Regions from separate parts of the Homo sapiens genome. Here region 2 is linked to region 1. The links are chromatin loops, found by intact Hi-C in ENCODE. Cell type or tissue: endothelial cell of umbilical vein. All regions are shown on one strand. Each heading gives the region's core, and the rest is flanking DNA. Links, peaks and the distances in the headings are about the cores only. Region 1 has its middle 10 kb from the start of CEP295. Region 2 has its middle 26 kb from the start of LINC02746.

Evidence for each region. A loop is a pair of places that touch in the nucleus more often than their neighbours do. Peaks named below come from ENCODE experiments on the same cell type or tissue, not always from the same donor. Only the 100,000 strongest peaks of a DNase experiment are listed, where the experiment ranks them.
Region 2: a loop joins it to region 1, with 23 times the contacts of the local background. A loop is called at or near these places in 21 of 110 quality-filtered maps.

The regions. Positions count from the first base shown.
Region 1 is chr11:93,646,005-93,657,281 of GRCh38, forward strand. No RefSeq gene overlaps it. Among named protein-coding and RNA genes, the nearest start is that of CEP295, 10 kb to the right of the region's middle. In endothelial cell of umbilical vein, for the core only: a CTCF peak has its summit at 6,281 (motif pointing left); a DNase peak (open chromatin) is centred at 6,267; H3K27me3 peaks cover 1,885 bases.
Region 2 is chr11:92,935,961-92,947,237 of GRCh38, forward strand. It overlaps the pseudogene SNRPGP16. Among named protein-coding and RNA genes, the nearest start is that of LINC02746, 26 kb to the left of the region's middle. In endothelial cell of umbilical vein, for the core only: a CTCF peak has its summit at 6,223; no DNase peak of the experiment used is centred there.

The DNA.
Region 1 (11,277 bases), core at 1,633-9,632:
CTGGGTCTTTATCTGGCCTCCTTCATGCTTTCTCCCAAAGCTTGGGATTAGATCCAGAGGTGCCTAGGGGATCTCAATCCAGCACTTGGTAAAAAAAAAAAAAAAAAAAAAACTTTATTACTATCAGTCAAGCTCTCATTTTGAGGTGCTTTGAAAATATAGGGTAGTTCTCTCCCCAAAAGTACTTTTGGTAAATATAATAAAGTGCCAGTGCTTTGCAAATTGTGTTCTGCAGTCACCTCCCTCGAAGTTCCTGGGATGGAAGGGTTAAAATGCTGATTTCTGGGCTCTGCTTCAGATGGGTTGGATCAGAATTTCAGGGAGAAAGCTCAGGAATCAATATTGTTAATAAGCTCCCTAGGTAAATCTTCTATATACTAAATTGCGAGAATCACTGATATATTTGTTATGAATGTGGGTTCTAGACTCAGGTGGAGCCAAGTTTGAATTCTTACTAGCAGATTACTTAACTTCCCTAGACCTCAACACCCACACATCTGAAAAATTACCTTGTAATTTGTTGGAAAGATAAAGTGAAACGAGATTATGCATGTAAAGCAGTGCTTCTCAAACTCTGTGTGCATAGAAATCACCTGGGGATTTTGTTAAAATGCACATTCTGATGCAGTGGATGTGAGTTGGGGCCTGAGATTCTTACTTCTTGTAGCAAGCTTCCTAGTAAAGCCAGTGCTGCTGGTCCTCTATCCACACGTTGGGCAATTAGCAGGCCTACAGTAAGTTTTAATAATCATTAGCTCTTCCATTATTCAGCTTGGTGAAGATGGAAAGAGAGAGTGTGCAGTGATTTTTACGAAACCTTCATCATCCATTGGAATCACATGTGGTGCTTTGAAAAATGCAGATGCCAAGCCAGGTGTGGTGGCACATCTGAGGTGGGAGGATCACTTAAACCAGGAAGCTCAAGACCAGCCTGGGCAACACAGCAAGACCCCGGTCCCTTAAAAAATTTTAAATGAAAAAAATGCAGATGCCTGAACTCCTGTCTCTGAAGATGCTGATTTGGTATCTTCTCGGTGGAGCCCAGGAATCTATGTTTTTAAAGTGCTACAAGTGATCCAGAATAGATAGATGTAAAGTAATAAGTATCTTGGGTAAAACTTATTTTGTAGCCACTGAGAAAGTGTCCAAATGTCCCCCTGGTACAAAACTCTTATTCACCATAATGCCAGTCTAAAACACACTATCTGAGTCATGGCCATCCAAAGAGGAGATAAAAAATTTTTGCCTTAGACCCTAGGCTGCTCTAGAGCCTCTAGCAATTCTAGAGCCAGTCTCCATTGCCCTTCTATCCTTTACTGTGCAAAGGAAGAATGGGTTATAAGAGGCAAACACCATGGGAAATCCAACTCCATCACTTACTAGCTATGGGATCTTGGGCATGACTTTAATTTCCTGTTCCTCAGGTACCTCATCTATAAAATGTGGATAATATCAAACTCACCTACCTCATAAACACATTGTGAGAATAAAATGAATACCCTATAACCTTGCTGCTCAAAATGTGGTCCGTGGACCATCAGTATCAGCATCACCTGAGAGCTTGCTTGATATGCCAAATCTCAGATCTACTAAATAAGAATCTGCATTTTAACAAGATACCTTCCCCACAGTGATCCCTATGCAAAGTTTGCAAAACACCACTTTATAGTATTAAAAAATTATGAGGAAGAGTTATAAGATAAAATAGTCCTTATTCTTTAAGATCTCACAGTCTCATTAAGAAGGGGCAAGCTTTATATTATATGTGAACAATTAGAGAGGGCTACAAAGCCCACAAAATCAAATGATAAATAGTGTCCATACTTTTCCAGAAAACAGAGCAATTTAAAAAACAATAGCAGCAACCACATTGTTTGATCATCTTCCTAGGTCTGATTATAATAATCAGTGCTCTCCAAATGTTCTCGCAATCAAGAAACAAAGAATGATAATACATTGAAGTGGAATTAAAGGATGATGTTGTTCAAAACCAGAGTCAATTGTTTTGGGCACAGCTTCTGAACTTCCTGGCAAATCACCTGGACATCTGTGACAATGCAGATTCTGAAACTCCCAGAAAATGTCCATGCTGCTAGTCCACAAACAGTACTTTGAGGAGTAAGGGTTGGGGATTCAGGCCACCCAGGGCCTCTACCAGCAGCCATGTTTACCAGGAATAAATATGTCAGTACACTTTAACCCATCTGTGGGACAATGGATGGAAAGCGCTACCCTAACTCATCCCATTTATACTGGGACGAGAAAGTATTGTTTCTGCACCTGAGGACATCTTTAGTGCCTGATACACAGGGGGATGAGAGGGAGACAGCTGCCTTAGCTATGCTTATGTATAGCACCACTTAGTGGTGATATATGTCAGCCAATACTGCTGAGGAAACAAGGGAAATTGCTGTTGGATATATGATTCTACTGCCTGAGAAGCCTGTCAGTGTAAACTTTTCTGTTTCTCCAGAACCTGTGGAGTTGTGTTCATTTATGTGTCTCTCCTCGGAGCAGAACCTTGTGAGTGCACAGTTTCCAGGAACTATACGATGTTCTCCCTCTGACACCTGCTTTACGTATAGATGTTTAACAACTGTGCCAGCTCACCCTTCCCTGAACTCCCCAAGTAATTGGCTTCATGTCACTTTGCCTTGGTATAGCATTCCTACTCCCCAGATTCATGGTACTATATGTTTGATGGGTCACGTAGTGCTGTACCACCTCCTTCTACCTACTCATGATATAAAACTTTATCAAGACATTTACCTCCAAGGAAAGAATATGCTTAATAAACATTACCAAGAAAGCCTAAGAAGGCTCAATATTCAAATATTCATTCACATAACTATGTTCTTATTGGAGAAATCAAAAACTACAAGGGAAAAATGAATGATTTTGCATTAAAAATTTACCTTCTTTTTGGCAAAAACACCAAAAATAAGATGAAAAGACAAATGCTAAACTGAAAAAAAAATGGCAATTTAAACAAAGATTTAATGCAGAAAGAACAAGTCAGTACAGGAAATAATTGCAATAGAAAAGTGGACAAAGAATAAAATCTAGGAATTCACACAAATGATATATATAAACGGTCAAGAAATATATACAGAAAAACATTCAAATAATCCTAAAATGTAAATATTTGCCTATCAGACTACTAAAGATGAAAAGTATTGACAAAGTTGATAGGTTTTGTCAATACTTTTTCATCTTTAGTAATCTGATAGGCAAATATTTTCAGTTGGGTCAATAGTACTCTGTTGATGGGAACATAAATGGTTGAATGTGTCAAATATGTCTTTAATATTCATACCCTTGGTGTCAGTAATCCCACTCCTAAAAACCTATCATAAAAAGATAACTACACTAGAAGATGAATATTCATTATTTCATCCAACAGATATTTGCTGAGCTCTTATATGTGCAAGGCATTAGATTAGGAGTTAGGGATATTCTTTACTGGGCCAAGAACAAAATAAGCAAAGAAGCATTCATTATAGTCAAAGGAGACAAATGACAAAAACTGTGTGTGTGTGGTGGGGAGGTGTATGTGTGGGTGGGTGGGTGGGTAGTGGTGGTAGTGCTGGTGGTGAGAATGGTCAGGGCAAGAGAAGATGGAATGTCCTGCTCCTACAGGGTGATTAGGAAAGGGCTCTCTGTTAAGGACACATTTGAGAAGAGACTTTAAGGAACCAGGGAAACAAGACATAGAGATACCCATGAAGAGATGATTCCAAGTGAGGGAACAACAGGTGTGGAGATGGGAGCATGTTGGTGTGTCTAAGGATCAGCAAGGAGGCCGGTGAAACTGGAGCACAGTGAGGGAGGATGGAAACTGAAGCAGGTTGGATGGGGCCGAGGGATAGTGCTCTGAGATAATGCAGGACATTGTCAGCCATAGTAAGACCGTGAGGTTTACTTTCAATGAGACAGGCAGAACCGGAGAGCCCTATGCAGAGCAGTGATGAGCAATGACTTGAATTTGTAAAGACCCTCTGACTTCTTGGTAAGCAGAAAAGCCACTTGGAAGCCATGATAATCCAGATAAGATATGATGGGGGAGAGGACAGCAGAGGTGGCTGAAAGTGGTTGAGTTCCAGATACGTTTTGAAGATAGAGCCATCAGGATTTCCTCACGATACAGATGTGAGTTGTAAAAGAAAGGAGTCAAGGATGATTCTGAGATTTGCACTTGTTAGTATTATATTTATTGAGATGGGGAAGCCCGAGGAAGAAAATTTGGGTGAGGTAGACTCAGAAAAATCAAGGGCTTTCCACTTGTCAAGTTTGAGATGTGTCTTAGACATCTAAGTAGAGATGTTAGGCAAGCAGTTGGGTTATGAATCTGGAGTTCAGGGAAAGGTCTAGGTTGGAGATATATATGTGGGAGTAGAATGCTGGGATTTAGTCCTGAGTCCAGATGAGATCACCTAAGGAACAAATGTAGGTAAGGAACAGAAAAGTTCTGAGAATGGAACCCCACGATAGTCCAAGATTTGGAGGTCAGGAAGATGAGGAGAAACAGACAAAAGGGACTGAAGAGCAGTGGCCAATAAAATAGGAGAGCCTCCTAGAAGGTGGTGTCCTGGAAGGCAAACGAATTCCAACAAGTAATGATCAGGTGTCAAGTGCGGTTCAGAGGTCAAGGAAGATGAAGTTGGAGGACAAACCAAGGGCTTGACAACATGGAGGTCATGGTGACCTTGGCAAGAACTATGTGTGGAGGAATGTGGACAAAACCTGATGGAGTGGGTTTAGGAGAAGCAAGAAAAGATGATGCAAGGCTGATAAGAATAAACAACTCTGTCAAGCATTCCAGGTGTCTAAGGAAACAAGAAAATGGGCTGGAGTTGGAGGTGGAGTGATATCAAAGAAAAAAATTTTTTTTAAAAGATGTAGTCTCATTCTGTTGCCCAGGCTGGAGTGCAGTGGCGCAGTCTCGGCTCACTGCAATCTCTGCCTCCTGGGGTCAAGCAATTCTCCTGCCTCAGCCTCCCAGGTAGCTGGAATTACAGGCATGCACAACCACACAGCTAATTTTTGTGTTTTTTTTAGTAGGGATGGGATTTCACCATGTTGGCCAGGCTGGTCTCAAACTCCTGGCCTCAAATGATCTGCTCGCCTCAGCCTCCCAAAGTGTTGGGATTACAGGTGTGAGCTACTATGCCCGGCCCAAAGAAGATTTTTTTTAACGAGATGGGCGTTATTATCTCATATCTGTTTGCTAAAGAAACAGTATAGCACAGAGAGGAAAAATGGCAAAGGAAAAACAGGGACAACTGTTTGATTAAGGGAGATAGGATGAGATCTAATAAATAAAAGAGAAGATACCTTGGAAAGAAGCAAACACAAAGAATTTATTACACAATTGTTTATAGTGGTAAAAAACCTGAAAATTAATAAAAAGTTTATCAGCAGGTACTGGGTAAGCAATTTAAGGGGTTTAAGTACAAAACAACAAAACATAATCATTAAAACTGTTAGTGAAGATTCTATATTTATTTACATGGTAATGCATGCACAATAAAAAGCAAAACGAAACAAAACAAAAACCAGCATAGTCAAGTCCTGACTAAAAATGATTAAAAGTGCTTTATCTACATAAGATTCGAAGATAGTTTCTGCTTTCTTCTTTATGATATTCCATATTATTTTTTACAATAGACACATATAATATGCTTAAAACTCTTTTCTCTCCTTAGAGCCACTGCCTAAGGCAGGCAGTGCCTCTCGCTGAAGCTCTGTTAGAGGCTTTGAATGGTGACTTAATATCAAGTCCTTTCAAGACTTCCTCCTTAACCTATCTACCACTCCCCACAAACAGCAATACAAATCCCAACTCTGCCACGTATTAGCTGCTTGCTTTCGAGCAATGTATTTAACCTTCACAAGCCTATTCCTTCACCCGTAAAATAATGATTTGAAAAATCTGCCTCAGAAGATTGCTGTGTGGGTCAAGGAAGACAATGTAGGTAAAGTGCCTAGCACAGTGCCTGGCACGTAACAGGTACTGAATACCAGGCTGTTGTTACCTGGGTGTGCTACCCTCGTGCACTAACACATTTCGAGAGGATGACAATGGGGGACCCTGCTCTTGCCAGTAGCAATGCTGCTGCCTTTGCTTTTTCCTATTTCTGGTGATGCTGTTCTCCTCTTGTCTGATGCAGGGGAATTTGTGAGAATAGGAAAAGAAAAAATTTCTGAGTCTTCTCACTCGCCCACAAATATTCCAAAATTTGGCTAATCCGCCCCCTAGTGGCAGACATTATAATTTCTGTCACTTTTTTTCCAACTGGAATTGCAAGAAAATACCCATAAAGGATTCATTTGAGATATTTGCCGCATCTCCTACTACCGGCCTTGTCACTACCATGTAAAGGCAGGACAGTGCCTAAACTGGCCCATTGCTTGCTTCCTTATGTTAAGGCTTTGAATGTCTTTCTTAAAATGCAAACATGCGCCTAGGAAGAGTAGTCTAACTGAATCCTTCAGCCTGAACTAGCTAGCCTGAAGGACGAGATGCAGAGTAGATGAGGGTCAGGAGAGGCCATGAGAGGCTAGCCATAAAGGTGAGTCATCAAGGGGGCCTGTGGCTATCTCAGGGGTGAGGAGCAGAAGGCACAGGTGCCAAAAATGCTTTCCCTGCTCCCTCAAAAATCATAAATGTTTATCTAGGAGTCATACCTTAGAACAGAGATGGATGTCATAAAACTAGAACATAGCTTTTTTTTTTTTTTTTTTTGAGACAGGGTCTCAAAAAGTTGCCGTGCAGTGGCGTGATCATGGCTCACTTCAGCATCTATCTCCTGGGCTCCAGTGATCCTCCCGTCTCAGCCTCTTGAGTAATTGGGACCACAGGCACATGCCACCACACCCAGCTAATTTTTTTTTTATTGTTAGTAGAGATAAGGTTTCACTATGTTGCCCAGGCGGGTCTCAAACTCCTGAGCTCAAGTGATCTGCCTGCCTTGGCTTCCCAAAGTGCTGGGATTACAGATGTGAGCCACTATGCCTGGCCTGGAACCTACCGTTCTTGAAGGAAAGGAATGCAAAATTTCCTAGCCCAAAAGGTGACTCTTTTTAACATGTTAGTATGCATTTGTGCTGGCAAAAAGACCCTTAGATTTTGAGTCAAAAGACCAGGGATTGAGTGCTCCTCTTGTGGTTGACAAGATGAGTAATAACAGGCAAGCTATTTAGCCTTTCTGAGCGTGAATTTTGTCATCTGTAGAATGGGCATGATGGTGGTAATTCTGCTCTCAGTGAAATGTGTATGGTTTTGTTTGTTATTTAGGTCTTCCTGAGATTGGCGTGCCGTGACTAGGGTTGAAGGTGAAAGAGGGACATTTACTGAAAAGGTACACACCTCTTCTGACCTGGGCCTGGCGGCTTGATGACATTAGATTGTGAAGCCCTTAGCTCTTTAATAAAGCTGAGGAGAGAATGTGCAGGATGCATAGATCCCTATCAGAGAGCTTGGGGAAAATCCCAAAAGTGAAATCCCAATAGTGAAGTCTTAGGAGCAAAGATGGGAGGGTAGAGAAAAAGAAAGTGGGGGAAAAGGCAGGGGCAGAATAGAAGCTTGAAACTTGCTAAGTATTACTGGAGATGAGATTTCAAAGAAGTAGGATAAGGGCTTTATCTAACGGAGAAAGGTCAACATGAGCCCAAATGTGGAACCCACAGACATGGTGTGAGGGAGATGGAACATGCTGGAGGGGCCTCCGGGAGCTCCAGAAAAGGTGATTCTGTAATGGGTGGTGCATGACTGAAATGGTGATAAGACCATATGCAACAGATCTGACTTCAGAATTGGGTCATCAGGTGCCACTCAATAGGAACAAGTCAAGTAAAAGAGGGTACACCAGGCACAAAGTTTAATCACACCAGACATATAGTGGAAAAGGCCTCCCTACTAGCCAATGAATTAAAGCCCAGAATTATTTTTTAAGCTAGATCATACTACAATAATCAGGACATGGATCTGAAAAACAGTCTATTATTTGTGAGTACATACATTCTTTCATTTGTTCATCAGATATTTATTGAGGATTACCTATTGTTCTAGCCCCGTAGAGATGCGGTTTCCTTCAAGGTAGAAGGTGTGATTAAAGTTTAGCAGAGAAAGTTCAGGATACCTACAGATCACAGCTGGCTAGAAGAGAAACACATATAGCATAGACCATTGTTCACACAAGAACTCAGTAAATATTTATTGAGTGATATGTTTTGGCTCTGCATCCCCACCCAAATCTCACCTCGAATTGTAATCCCCACATGTTGAGGGAGGGACCTGCAATTCCCATGTGTCGAAGGAGGGACGTGACTGGATCATGGGGGTGGTTTTTCCCATGCTGTGCTCATGATAGTGAGTGAGTTATGGTTTTATAAATGTTTGGAAGTTCCTCCTTCGTGCTTCTCTCTCTCTTCTGCTACCCATGTAAGACTTGCCTGCTTCCCCTTCCACCATGATTATAAGTTTCCTGAGGTCTCCCCAGCCATGCAGACTGTGAATCAATTAAACCTCTTTTCCTTATAAATTACCCCATCTTGGGTATTTCTTAAGAGCAGTGCAAAAAAAGGAATAATACATTGAGTGATTGGGGTGGAGTCAAATACAATGGGGTGAGCAGAAAGGAATGGGAAGGGTATGGACTTTACTGTTAGAAATGTCTGGGTAAAAACCCCAGCTCTGTCACTTGAGCCATGTAATACCAGGCTACTTAAGGACTCAATAAAATGGTAGACATTAGAATTTGTAAGACAACATTTGCCTTGAAAGATGGGTAGCTTTTAGATTTGTGGCTATGAAGGGAAGGGCATTTTTATCTCACTACTTATCAGTGCATACTTAGCTTGATGCTCTCAGGAATCATCCTTTCCATAGACAAGCTCACATTTTAAGCCAGCAGCACAGCAGGCATACTAGGAAGATGTGGGCAACACTTGGAGTCACACAACAGTAATTCCACACTAATAAGAAGCAACTATTCCACCTACTTTGCCCATGCAAAATATTATGATTTTATACTGCGAAATCCTGAGTTGGGAGTCATATGAACAAACGGGGTTGTTTCAAGTACTTCACAATCCTTGCACTAGCTTCAAGAGGAAGTGTTAGGACTTAACTGTGTTCCTCAGGAAACCATATGTTGAAATCTCAAGCCCCAACACCTCTGCATGTGACTTTGTTTGGAAATAGGATCATTGCAGATGTAATTAAAGATGAGATTATACTAGAGTAGAGTGGGCCCCAAACCTAGTATGACTGGTGTCCTTGGAAAAAGGGGAAATTTGGACACATACACACACACACACATACACACACACACACAAACACACACAAACACACCCACACACAGGGAGAACGCCATCTGAAGCTGAAGGCAGATATTGGGATGACGCATCTGCAAGTCAAGGAACTACCAGAAGCTAGGAGGTTTAGAACAGACCCTTCCCTAGAATCTTCAGAGGGAATATGGCCCTGCCAACAGATACTTTGATCTCATACTTCTAGCCTCAAGAATTGTGAGATAATTAACATCTGTTGTTTAAGTTACTCAGTTTGCAGGACTTTGTTATGGCAGCCATAGCAAACTATTAAAGGAAGTCTTTACAGTTTTTAAGAAAGGAGAGAGAGAATGTTTGGGGTAGAAACAAGATACCCTGCCCAAGGAGGGAAAAGCAAAAATGCAAGGAGACAGCTGAAGAAAACGACCCCCAGAGATGAGTGTCTGAGGCTGGATCAGATGTGTAGATAATACTGAGAGGGAGGAAGTTGAAGAGACAAAATTTCCTTTGAACAACAATACATCATAATGACTCTAAGAGATAAGATCTGTACATAGGAGACTTATACTGAAGGGTCTGCTATAATGCAATGAGAAAACTAAGCTTGTGGTTAGGAAATATCACCAATTCACCTGTTGATTCCAAAATGTCCAGTATAGCATCGAGCTTATTTACCTCATATAGGGCTTTGTGTAGAACAGTGTTTCTCAAACTTTCATGTGTATACACATTGCCTGCAGATCTAGTTAAAACACAGATTCTGGTTCAGCAGGTTTGGGGAGAAGCCTCAGAGTCTGCATTCCTAACAAGCTCCCAGGTGATGCCAACACTGCTGGTCCTTGGACCACCCTTTGGGTAGCAAGGGTGTAGGTTACAGTTATGTTCACAGGTAAATGAAAATAATTTTGGACAAAGGGAATGCTAAGTAAACAGAACTGATTGATGTTCTTGTTCTCTGTAAGCTGGATCAGTTCAAGTGAGTCAAATGGCAGTAACAAAGAAATGGTGGTACGGCAGTCACCTGCCCTGAGTCTGGACTGGTGGCTAAATCATAGGAGGATCTTTTATAGTTATTTATATGCTTCTATGTAAGATATTTAGAAATTTTCTATTTGATCTTTACGACGCAAAATTTTAAAATGTAATCTTTACAACTGCTCTATGAGATAGGGTAGGTATTAATATTTCTGGCACACATGGTGCATAATAAATGTTTGGTATTTTTATCCCTATTTTATAAATAGAGATTGAGCTTTGGAGGTTAACTGTTGGTCAAGTAGATGTTCAAACACACATCTTCAAAACTCTTCCCCACCCTACCCAAGCCCCCTCAATGGCTATGTACTTTTTTGGGTTGTATATGATTTCCTTTTTTTTTCTTTTTAACTAGACTTCTCTCTCTCTCTTTAAGCATGAAACTCAAACTCTACCCACTTATGTCTTAACAGGTATTCGTATTTTTGATACACATCATATTAGCAATGTGCTGGGAAAGATTTAAAAGATGGAACAGAGCCAGTGAATTTCCCTATTATCTCCTCTTGCTTCTTACTGTCTTTAAGCAAGTGGCTCAATTCCTTGGCTCAACTCCTACCCTATACCTCTAAAAAATATTTACAGCTTTTAAAAGTTTTTCTCAGCCTATCCTTCCTCTCCTGCCTGGCACTCTTAATTTCACTCCTGGTAGTAGCTCTAAATTATTCTACCGAGACACCGTCACTTGTTAAGCTCCTGTGGTGTGTATATTAGGGAGAAAGAGGGCAGTTAGCATATGGTCAGATGGAAGTTCTTTGATTACTTTTGTTCTTGCAGAGATCCCCCTTTTTTCTGGTGTTTATACATAAGAATTATTGAGGGTTCCTCCCCACTTAAATATCATTTGCTTATATTGGATGTGGATAAAGATGAAACAGTGAAACCGTTGCCATCAGAGAAACATCTTAAACTGTTCAAATCTTAAATGGCTTCAGTTGCATTTTGAAG
Region 2 (11,277 bases), core at 1,553-9,552, 710 kb before region 1:
AGTGAAACCCTGTCTCTACTAAAAATACAAAAATTAGCTGGGTGTGGTGGTGTGTGTTTGTAATCCCAGCTACTCAGGAGGCTCAGGCAGGAGAATCGCTTGAACCCGGGAGGAGGAGGTTGCAATGAGCCGAGATGGTGCCACTGCATTCCAGCCTGGGCCAGAGAGTGAGACTCTGTTAAGAAAAAAAAAAAAAAAAAGGCTGGGCGCGGTGGCTCACGCCTGTAATCCCAGCACTTTGGGAGCCTGAGGAGGGTGGATCACGAGGTCAGGAGATCGAGATCAACCTGGCTAACACGGTGAAACCCCGTCTCTACTAAAAATAAAAAAAAATTAGCCGGGCTTGGTGGCGGGTGCCTGCAGTCCCAGCTACTCAGGAGGCTGAGGCAGGACAATGGTGTGAACTCAGGAGGCGGAGCTTGCAGTGAGCTGAGATCGCACCACTGCACTCCAGCCTGGGCAACAGAGCGAGACTCCGTCTCAAAAAAAAAAAAAAAAAAAAAAAAGCTGCAACTGTTACTATAGGGGGGAAGCTCTTCTCCAGTTCAAGCTGGTTGAGACCACTGATCCTTCAACTGGGCCTGTGCAGGTGACCAAAGAATGACCTTTCAATGTCAGAGAGCCAAAAACTCCACCCTCAGATCATGCTAACACTGCCATTTTCTGCACACATGTCATGTGATGAACTGTGTAGCTCAATTATGCTTGCAGAAATCCCAACAACCTCACCTTTCCTACCCGCCAATCATCTTTTCCAACTCTTTAGACCATCCTGCTTTCTTTCTCATAAGCATCTCCAAGCTCTATTTTTGGGGAGGCCTGCTGGAGATTTGTTCTTCTGCTTCCTTGCATTACAGTGTTGTGAATACAATTTTTCCTCTTAGGCAGAAATCCATCATCACAGTGATTGGATTGCTGTGTGATGGCAGAATGAACCTGGTCACTAACAAAAGAGGTAAAGAAGTAGCTAAAGGGGGATATGAGATCAAGGAGGGTTTTTATTAGGTTTTTAAGAGGGAGAGGTGGAAACTTGCCCAAATGCTTATTGGAAGGAGCCAGGAGAGTCTGAGATACAGATTTACGAGAGAACAGATAAAATTAATATAGTGTAAGCTCCTCAAGAAGGCAGGCTGAGACCCAGACATTGCCTAGGAAGAGAGCCTCTCTTCTCCAGGAACAGGACAGATTGAGGGGTTGACACAGTAGAAGGTGAGTCTGTGGAAGCAATGAGCATTTCCTATGATAGCTTCTGTTTTCTCTGTGTAGTAGGAAGGGGGTCATGGGCTTGGAGAAAGCAAGGGAGGAGGGAAGCTTGGAGGTTTGCAGGCAAAGGAGAAGACTTGAAATTTTGGACACAGGCCCACGATCAATTGGCTAATAGAATGAGTGACATCAGACACTAAACACTGGGCCTATCTGTGAAGTGTGATGGAGGCCATAAATTCCATTTCAGTGCATCTCTGAGCCTGCTCAGTAGACACCATGAACAAAGCTCACTCTCTCAAGTTGAAAAAACTTATGGACAAGTTGTCACTGAAATTAAATGGTGGTAGATGTGTCCAAGGAATACTGTGGGGATTCAGTCATTTTATGAATCTTATGATAGATGAATGTGTGAAGATGGCAATTAGTGGGCAACAGAACAATATTAGAACAGTGGAAATAGGAGGAAACAGTATCATCACGTTAAAAGCCTTGGAACAAGTCTAAATAATGGCTATCCAGCAGAGGAATTCATGTCCCCTCTCCAAAGGGTCTGTTCTCTATGATGTAAAAATTAGATCGTGTACATTTTCATATTAAACTTTTTATTAAATAAACTTTTGTAATAGTCAAAAAAGTTGGACACAGAATGACAGAGGGTAGGTGGTAGTGTTAAATAGGTGGGTGTGATATTGCTATGTACTAAGAAATATACAATTTTATTTTCATCCTCCCCTAAAACCCTTGGAATCATTCCTAAAATCCTTGGAGTCTCCAAAGGGATAAATGTCTCTTTGCATGCAAATAAAATTATTTTTGGCTACGGTGTCCTATAGTGTCTGCGAGTGGGGGTTGGTTGGCAGGGAAACCAACCATGTGATTAGAAGGTTGGAACTTTCAGCCCCCTGTCTCCAGGGAGGGTAAAAAAACTGAAGGTTGAGTTGATCACCAGTGGCCAATTATTTAATCAATCGGCACTACATAAATGAAGCCTCCATAAAAACTCAGAAGGACAGATTCTGAGAGCTTCCAGGTTGCTGAACACATGGAGATACCTGGAGCATGGTGCATCCTGGGAGGGTATGGAAGATCTGTAGCCTTCCCACATACCTCTTATGTACCTCTTCATCTGGCAGTTCATCTACATCCTCCATAACTTTATTTATTTATTTATTTATTTATTTGTTTATTTATTTTTATTTATTTATTTTTGAGACGGAGTCTGACCCTGTCGCCCTGGCTGGAGTGCAGTGGCGCGATCTTGACTCACAGCAGGCTCTGCCTCCCAGGTTCACGCCATTCTCCTGCCTCAGCCCCCGGAGTAGCTGGACTACAGGTGCCCGCCACCACGCCCGGCTAATTTTTTTGTATTTTTAGTAGAGACGGGGTTTCGCCGTATTAGCCAGGATGGTCTCCATCTCCTGACCTCGTGATCCACCTGCCTCGGCCTCCCAAAGTGCTGGGATTACAGGCGTGAGCCACCATGTCTTGCCCATGCTCCATAACTTTGTAACAAACTGGTAAACATAAGTATTTCTCTGAGTTCTGTGAGCTATTCTAGCAAATGGTTAAACCCAAGGAGGAGGTCATGGGAACCGTTGATTTATGGCTAGTTGCTCAGAAGTACAGGTAACAACCTTGTGCTTGCAATTGGTATCTGAAGTTGGGGGCCATCTCGTGGGGCTGAGCCCGTTAGTGGTGGGGTCTGTGCTAACTCTCAGAATTAAATTGTAAGACACCCAGTTAATGCCTACAGAGGATTGGAGAATTGTTGATGTGAAAAACCCACACATCTGGTGTCAAAAGTGAAGTAACTGAGTAAAGAAAAACAGTTTGTTTTTCCCTTTTGAGTGGGGGAGGATGCATGGTGGGGCCCAAATGAGGAAGCCTCTGGTTATTAAATAGAATAGATCAAACAAATATAGCTTGTAGGTCAAGGGGTCTAAGAGCCATAGACCTCAATTTCCTTATTATTTGGAGAAAATAATTATGAGACGAAGTAGCAAACATCTGCCTCTGGCCAGTCTCACAGCCAGCCCTTGCAGTGAAGAAGCCATGCCTCAGGTTTTCATGTCTCTTACCTGAATCACTGTGTTTTTTAGAAAAGATAAGCTCAATGATCTCAGCCCTTGCCTTTTCTTGTACGTAACGTCTGACAGTATTAATGATTTTCCCTCTGCAATCTATAATCAGATGTGCTCTCACACCCAGGCTTTGATGAGATTTTGCTTTAATGTAACTTCTGAGCACATGTAGAACCTCCACCATCTAATACGTAAGTTATGGGTTCATACACTGCTTTGGAGCAGTCTAACCAAAACTGAAAGATTCACCTGGATTGCCATCTGAGGGAAGACTCAGTGAAACTAACTTTAATTCTGTAAAAGCCTAGGTTTCTCTTTCATTGACACAATCTGTGATCTCTCACAGTTTTTACATTTTACAACTCTGCTGGGCCCATATAGTATCAGGATAATGTTGGCTTCTTCTAACATCTTAAGGTAACTGAGAAGGTTGCTTCATCTCCGACAGAAATTCCATTAGAGTCACGGGGCACAGAGGTTTTTTTCTATTCTCCGACCTCTCCAGGAAGCAATAATGCATTATTTCATGAACTAGAAGTAAGTAACCTGAGAATCTCTGCTATTCATATTTGGCATCACTGTGTGGGCATTGACCTCTATGTGTGTGCCCGAGTGATTCAAGGCTTGCAGTGGAAGATAAACTACTATAGGACGTGCAACCCCCACTCCTGTGTGGGGCATGGTGAAAAAGACCACTGGTTCTGGAATCAGGGAATCTGGGTTCAAATACTAGATCTTCCACTTGGGGAAGAGAAGTCATGTTGATGGAGGAGAACCTCTCTAAGCCTCTGGTTTCCTAACCAAAGAGGCCAATGATAAGGCCAGCCAACTGTGCACAGGTACTTACTGGAATACTCAACATTCTGAGCCAGCAGCTATTGTGAGTGTGTCTTATAGTAACTCATTTTATCTTCGCAACTTTCTAAGAAGGTACTATTTTCATCCTTATTTAACAGGTAAAAGAAACTGAGACACAAAGATGTTAAGTGATTTGCCCAAGGACACCCAGTTAGTGAGAGTCAAGCCTGTCTGACTTGGGTTGGTGTTCTCACCCACTCACAGCAGCTGCTCCAGGCACTAGTGAGATGTGCCACTTACTGAAGCCTGCACACCTTATGTGTGTTTAGTTATCACAATAACCCACAGCGTCATTATGACACCTCTTTCATGAATAAGGCTGTGGAAGCTCACAAAAGTTACTCCATTTGCCCAAGACCAACAGAGCCACTCTGGCAAAGCCAAGATTAACTGGCTTCCAGATCTGCTCTCTTCCTATGAAAATAAGGTAACACATGGAAAATGCTTGGTAACTTGTAAAACTCTGTATTGACAATGGTATTACCATTCTCAGTGGTCCTTACTCTCTCTAGAGCTCACAACTTTGTGTTGCTTTTACAGATAAGAAAATTGAGTTCCAGGGCAGTAAGTTAATTTGCTAGCATTCCACAGACAGAGTTGGGTTTGGAACCAGGTCTGTGCTTCTCAAAATGGAGGCTCTTAGGCCCAGGGGTAATGGATAAGGTGTTCTGCATAAAGGTGGTGTATCCTTCTACAGAATTTATTTTATTCAGATATTTGGGTAAAAATATCATTTTTATGTTAAGCATAGTGATATATTAGTGCCTCAGAATGCAACACTCATATTGGTTTTTATAGTAAAATATGAGACTTCAATTCTGCTTTTCCTCCTGCAGCATAGGACTATCTCCTCAGGTCCCTGAGATATGGATTAGCCCCTTTGGTCAGGAGGGGTACTTGGGCGGATGTTGGAGAAGCTTCTGCTACACTGGGCAGCCTCTCGCTGTGCCATGTGCCTCTGCTCCCCTCACCCACAGAGGATGCTTCTAGATGAATCCTGCCTGAACTCAGGGAGGCAGAAAAGACAGTCTCATAAGAAGTCTGTGAGTCCCTGAGAGTACTTTGCTTTTTAACCAAAAGATATAATTACTTCTCTTTACCTGATTCATTCGCCAGTTGATGAAATTGATGTATTAAAATATGTTCGCTCACTAGGTTTCTAACTTTCCCAAAATGCTTCCAGACAGACAGCTTTGTGCCCACAGCTGTGAGTGTCTTGACATTTATCTCTAGCTGGGACGCTGGGATCTAGTCTAGAGTCTGTTGTGTCTTCTTCTGTGACCTCAGGCCGGGCACATTACCTCAGTGGGCTTCAGTAACCTCACTTACAGGGGACAGGAGTTGGAGAATCACTAAGATTTCTTTCCATTTGGGCAGGTTTTGGGACCCAGGGGTTAAGTAAAGACAAGAACATGAGGTTCAGTAGCTGGGAATGTAAGTTCCCTGAGAGCAAGGCCTTTTTTGTTCATTGCCTGAAACAATGCAGGACATACAGTAGACAGTGAGTTACTATTTGTTAAATGAAATGAATAAATCTCCTCAACTTCTTGCCTGGCAGAATCAGTAAATACAAAGGAGGGGACATCCAGACAGATGACCTGAACAGAGTGGGCAGCTGGCTCACCTTTGCTCCACTCCACTCAATGCTAGCCCAGAGCCTGGCATAGGTGGCTGCTCATGGATTGAGCTTTTAAACAGCACTGAGGGTGTTCGGCAGGCAGGAGTAGGGGTGGTCTCAGTGGATTGTGGTCATTAACAGTCCTTAAGCTCCAAGAGGCCAAGGGCAAGATGAGGGAACAACATGACACTTATAGCTTCTGGCTGTGTTTGTACTGGTGGAGGTGACTATTGCTACCTGACTTAGATGTGAATAAAACTGCGGAGGATAAGGGATGAGAGGTGGAAGTGTTTTCTTATTTGTGTGTGTTGTTTTAGCCCCCTAGAGACATTGTTTTGCATTTGTAGTGTAAGCAAAGGCTCCGGAGAGCTGGTGAAAGATGCTTCCTTCCCTTCTCTCCTACCCCGACATCACTGAATGTATTTTCCCTTCTCTACCACTGGGAGTCGCAAGTGCCCACAATAATGCTCCGTTTCTTTTTAATAAAACAAACGGGAAGTATCTTTTTTGTGAAGATTTGTCCTTCACTGATGCACTGCCCTTTGGTTGATGAATATTCAGAAAAGGGGTAAGGGCAGGGGATATTGTGAAGGGTAGAACAGAGGAATAATACGGGGCAAAGCTTGGAGTCTGTTTCCAAAGAGCAAAAGAACGGATCTCCTCCCCAGGTAAGCTGTCACCTCCCAACTGTGGTGGGCATAAGTACATGGTAAAGCAAGTGTGGGGTGGGAGAACGGGATGCCCGGTGTCAACCACATCCCCTACATCTCCAGGTTAAATAGTCTCCCAAGGTGACGCCATCAGGCAGTCAAAGTCAAAAACCATGAGTTTAGGATGAGGCCATATTTTAAAGGTCCATCACTTTAAAGAAAAACATTGAGTTAGAAAAGATTTAAGAAGCCCATGTACATGGCCAAAACAGCGAGTGGCTGAAGCTTGGAAAACGTTATTTTACTGGACCTTTCTTCTCCACTGGGCTGCAAACCTCAGTGTTCATAAGCTTTGCATTCCCAATGCCTGGTGTAGCTCCCGGGCCACTGTAGACTTACAGTAAGCCCTGGAAGGAAGAAGAGAGAATGAGGAAGGAAGGGAAGAGGTAAGGAAGGAAAGAATGGAAGGTGTGCGTAGTAAGAAGGTAAATGTGGCAGATGGCCCCAATGACTCCTGCCCTCTGGTGTTCATGCCTTTGCGTGATCCCTCCGCCGGGAGGTATGGGCTGGACCTAGTGACTGCCGCCCAATAGAGACTACTTCAATAGTGATGGTATCTTACTTACCAGCTTGCAAAAAGGCTGTCACTTCTGTCTTCAGCACCTTTCTCACTCTCTTACTCTTTTGTTTTGAAGAAAGCCAGCTGTCAAGTTGTGAGCTGCCAACAACCAGGTGAGTGAGCTTGGAAGCTTGGAAGAGGGTTTTCCCCCATGTGTCTTGGGATGGCCGCAGCCCCATCCAACATCTTGATTACAGCCTTGTGAGAAACCCTGAGCCAGAGACATCAGCTAACCACACTCAGATTCTGGCCCCACAGAAACTGTGAGATAGTAAGTGTTTCTTCTTTTCAGATGCTAATTTTATGATGACAGTCTTAGGCAGCAATAGGTACCTAATACAGATTTTGGTACCTAGAAGTGATATCTAGAAATGTAGGAGTGTAGGCAGTGGATGGAACCTGGAAGGGTTTTGAAGAGAGGGTTAGAGAAAGCCTAAATTGCCACAGACTTTTTATAGAAATCTGGGTTTTGAAATCACTGCTCTTAATTATTATAACTTCCATGCATCTCAAAAAATGCAGATACTCTGCACATAGAGAAAAAACTTTAGGCAAATACTTGTGTTCCTCTTTAGCTATTGCGGGATCTGGCCAGCAGCCCGCAATGCAATGGGGCTCTCTCTTTGTTCCCAGGCAGATCAGCAGGTTGAGAAATAATAGACACACACAAGATAGTGAAAGCTGGGTCCAGGGGGGGTCACTGCCTTCTGGTCCCACGGTGCCAACGATGCACTGGATATGCCAGCATTTATTATTAAGTTTAGTGAGGAGGGGGTAGGTTAGTGAGGGATTTAGGGTCATTTGATTATGAGGTGAGATGGTCACATGGGGATGAAGTAATTCTTTAACATAACATTTGTATGTAGAAGTACAGTACATTTGTATGTAGAAGTACAGTATACAGAGATAAGAATTTACAATATAGTGTGTGCATCAGTAATTTCTAACAGAGGCTTAAAACAGAAACACAATCTTTCCATAACCTATGATTAGCAAGATATTAATCAGCAGTAACAGTTGCAACAAAAGCTGGTTACAAACAATCCATAGAAACAGGACATGAAGCTAGACAACCGGTTAGACCAGAAATTCTCAGAAGGGAGTATGCCTTAACCCTCAAGAGGCCTAGAAGAGCCGTGGCAAGATGAGGGCATTTATAGCCCTATCTTATCCATATGGACAGGCACCCCCCATGCATCCGTTTATAGGCTCTCCACAAAGGTCGCATTCCATTCCTAGAGCTATGAACATCTGCTTTTCTGGGATAGGAATCTTGATGATGTGAAACCTCCCTGACTGCACGTCCATTCATAGGCTCTCTGCAGGGGGAAGCACATCACATGCTGTTGGCTCATTCTGGCAGTCCAACCTGGCATTGTCTTTACACAATCCTGCATGCAATTTTTTATTTACAATAATCAGGAGCATTTCATCTTTTATTCCATAGCAATAGTTTCAGGGGGTCTCCCTACATCTCCCCCTTTTCTCTGATTTAAATGAACCATAGCAATCATAGCTTGGTGCTGATCACAATTGGATTGAAGAATATTTTTTCCAATTTTACACATGAACAATAAACCAATAGCACAAATTATATACAAAACAAAATTAACGATAGTGGATCCTCCCAAAGATTTTACCTATTGAATGGGGTTGAGATTAGATAATCCCTCAGAGATACCACCTAAAACTTCAGCACCAGGTAAAGCAGTTAAGTGTGCTTGTGAGGCCTCAAAAATCTGTTCTTTTAGCTTGCTTATGTCTAAACTTAAATTATCTTCACTTCCTTGTAAATGACAGTTTACTGATTCCCTATTGTAAACAGACTCATTTTATTGAAACGGAGTTGTACAAAAATTAGAAGTATTCCAATCACATTGCATTTGTAATCTATGTTCTAAACTCATAATTTTATCTCCCATCCATGTAACAGTTTGTCTTAGGTCATTAATTTGGTTAGCCAATTTTTTATCAATACCTGACTGAGAATTCCATATCTGAGTAGAATTTTTTTGCCATTTATCCACAAAATGAACAGTTTGAATAGATTGATGTAATGCAACTCCAGCAGTAGCAGCAGTCGCAGTTACAGCAATCAAGCCCATTATTATTGCAATTAATGTAAAAATAAATCATTTACTCCTTTTAAGAATTTTCTGTAGAATATTGTTAATAACATGGATAGAGGGGGAAGATTCCCAAGGCCCATGTAAGGCTACAGGGAGCCAAATACCTTCTCTGGCTCTGACTATTAAAATACTATGATATTGATTAAAGGATGAGTCAATACAAATACACAAGTAACAATTAACACAGGTAATTATGTTGGTTTCTGAACTATCATGCATCTTTCCTACTAATAACGTATATGGTAGTTTAACACAACTTTTAAGTGATATAGTTTTGTTGGACTCCATATAGATAGTATATATATTTTGAGGTGACAAGGTGGATTTACTTATAACACTTTCTCCAGCCCAAACTCTCATACCAGTCATAGCTATTGTTAATCTCCATAATTCTGAATGTTCAGGTTCTAAGTGCAGAACAATGAGCCTTGGCTTTGGAGGGGCAACCCCTGCCCCTTTCCACTTAAGAGGAAAAAAGGAGTTAAATCTACGATATAACAGGGGAGGGTTGTCACTACTTTTTTGATAAGTAATATCATAGAGAAAATGTTGACAATCTTTGTGACCTTGAGAGCAATCATTAGTAATATGACCTTTGGGAGCCCAGTCAACAATGGTGTACTGAGAAGAATTAAATAACACAGTTCCTTCTGAGCTAACACAATCTTTCCATATTAATTTGTCAGCATTTGAAGACAAGTTGAGAGATCATGCAGGTCCTAAAGGCTTATATTGGGTTGTGTGAATATATTCAGTGATTTCTGTTTTGATCTGCCTTAGAGGTTTTAATGAGAGCCCTGATACCAAGTGTCCCAAAGGAGGGACAGAGTGACCAGATGGTAGTGTGACCGCCCAAGTTTGAATATCTAATGAGAGACATCCATTAGTGGGTCCCAGGCACAAAGGTGGACACCTAAAACCTAAAGTGATATTGAAAGGGATTCCTTCTTCTGAAGGTTGGGCAGGACAACGATCATCTACAGAACCAGGCATCCAAATACTATCATTAACATAGACCTCGATAGGAGCGTCCATCTATGTCATGGCTCGAATAAGAGGAGGAAAAGGAATATAGGCCCAATGTGTATAGTTTTTAACAGTCTGTGGGGCAACAGAGGGTAGAAGGATCAGTGTCATCAGGAGGAGGCAGAGGTTGAGCCAGACCTGGATCTCTGGAGACAAGTTGTTCAGGAAGGCTGACTGGATTGTCTGTTGTAAAGGAGTTAGCGTGGTCATTTTCTTCTTTTTGACGATTGGATGTGTTAGTTGTTTCTTGCTGTGGTGCTTTTTCAGCAAATTTCTCTGTCTCGTTGTTGTATGCATTTTCAGGACACAATTTCATGTGTCTAGCAGGAATCCAAACAGGAGATTGATGTTCACCTGGGGAAACACAAGCATAACCTCTTCCCCACGTTAAAATAGAATTTTTTGACCATATATTAGATTGAACATCTTTCCACCATACTTCTCTTCCTTGGTTTACTGTAGGACGGTTACCAGAGAAATGTTTTTCTGGCATTAGTATAAGTGAGTTGATGAAATTGTTCTGCATCTGTAATGGCTAGAGAAACTAGAGTATCAACTTTATGATTACCACTGGATAAAGGTCCAGGCAAATTAGTATGAGAACGAATGTGAGTGAAGAAAAAAGAGTGGTTTCGGTTTTTTGTAACAAAGACAGTTTTTTGTAACAAAGAGAAAAAGGAAAACAGATTAGTGTCAGTAATATTTTTGATGGTAGCTGTTTCTATTGCCTTAGTGGCATGCACTACATATGCTGAGTCAGAGAAAATATTAAGAGACTGATCAAAATCCTGTAATGCAGAGATAACAGCAAACAACTCAGCTTTTTGAGCAGAATTGTATGGAGTAGAAATGACTTTATCTTTTGGTCCTACATACCCTGCCTTTCCATTACTGGATCCATCACTAAAAATGGTAATGGCTGTCTCTAGTGGTGATGAACGAGTAAGTTTTGGTAGAATCCAGGAAGTATTTCTTAGAAATTGAAAGAATTTTGACTTAGGCAAATGATCATCAATAGTGCCAATGAAGTCAGCCAGATTAGTCTGCCAGCACAAGGATGTAGAAAAGGCATTTTTAACTTCATTTTTTG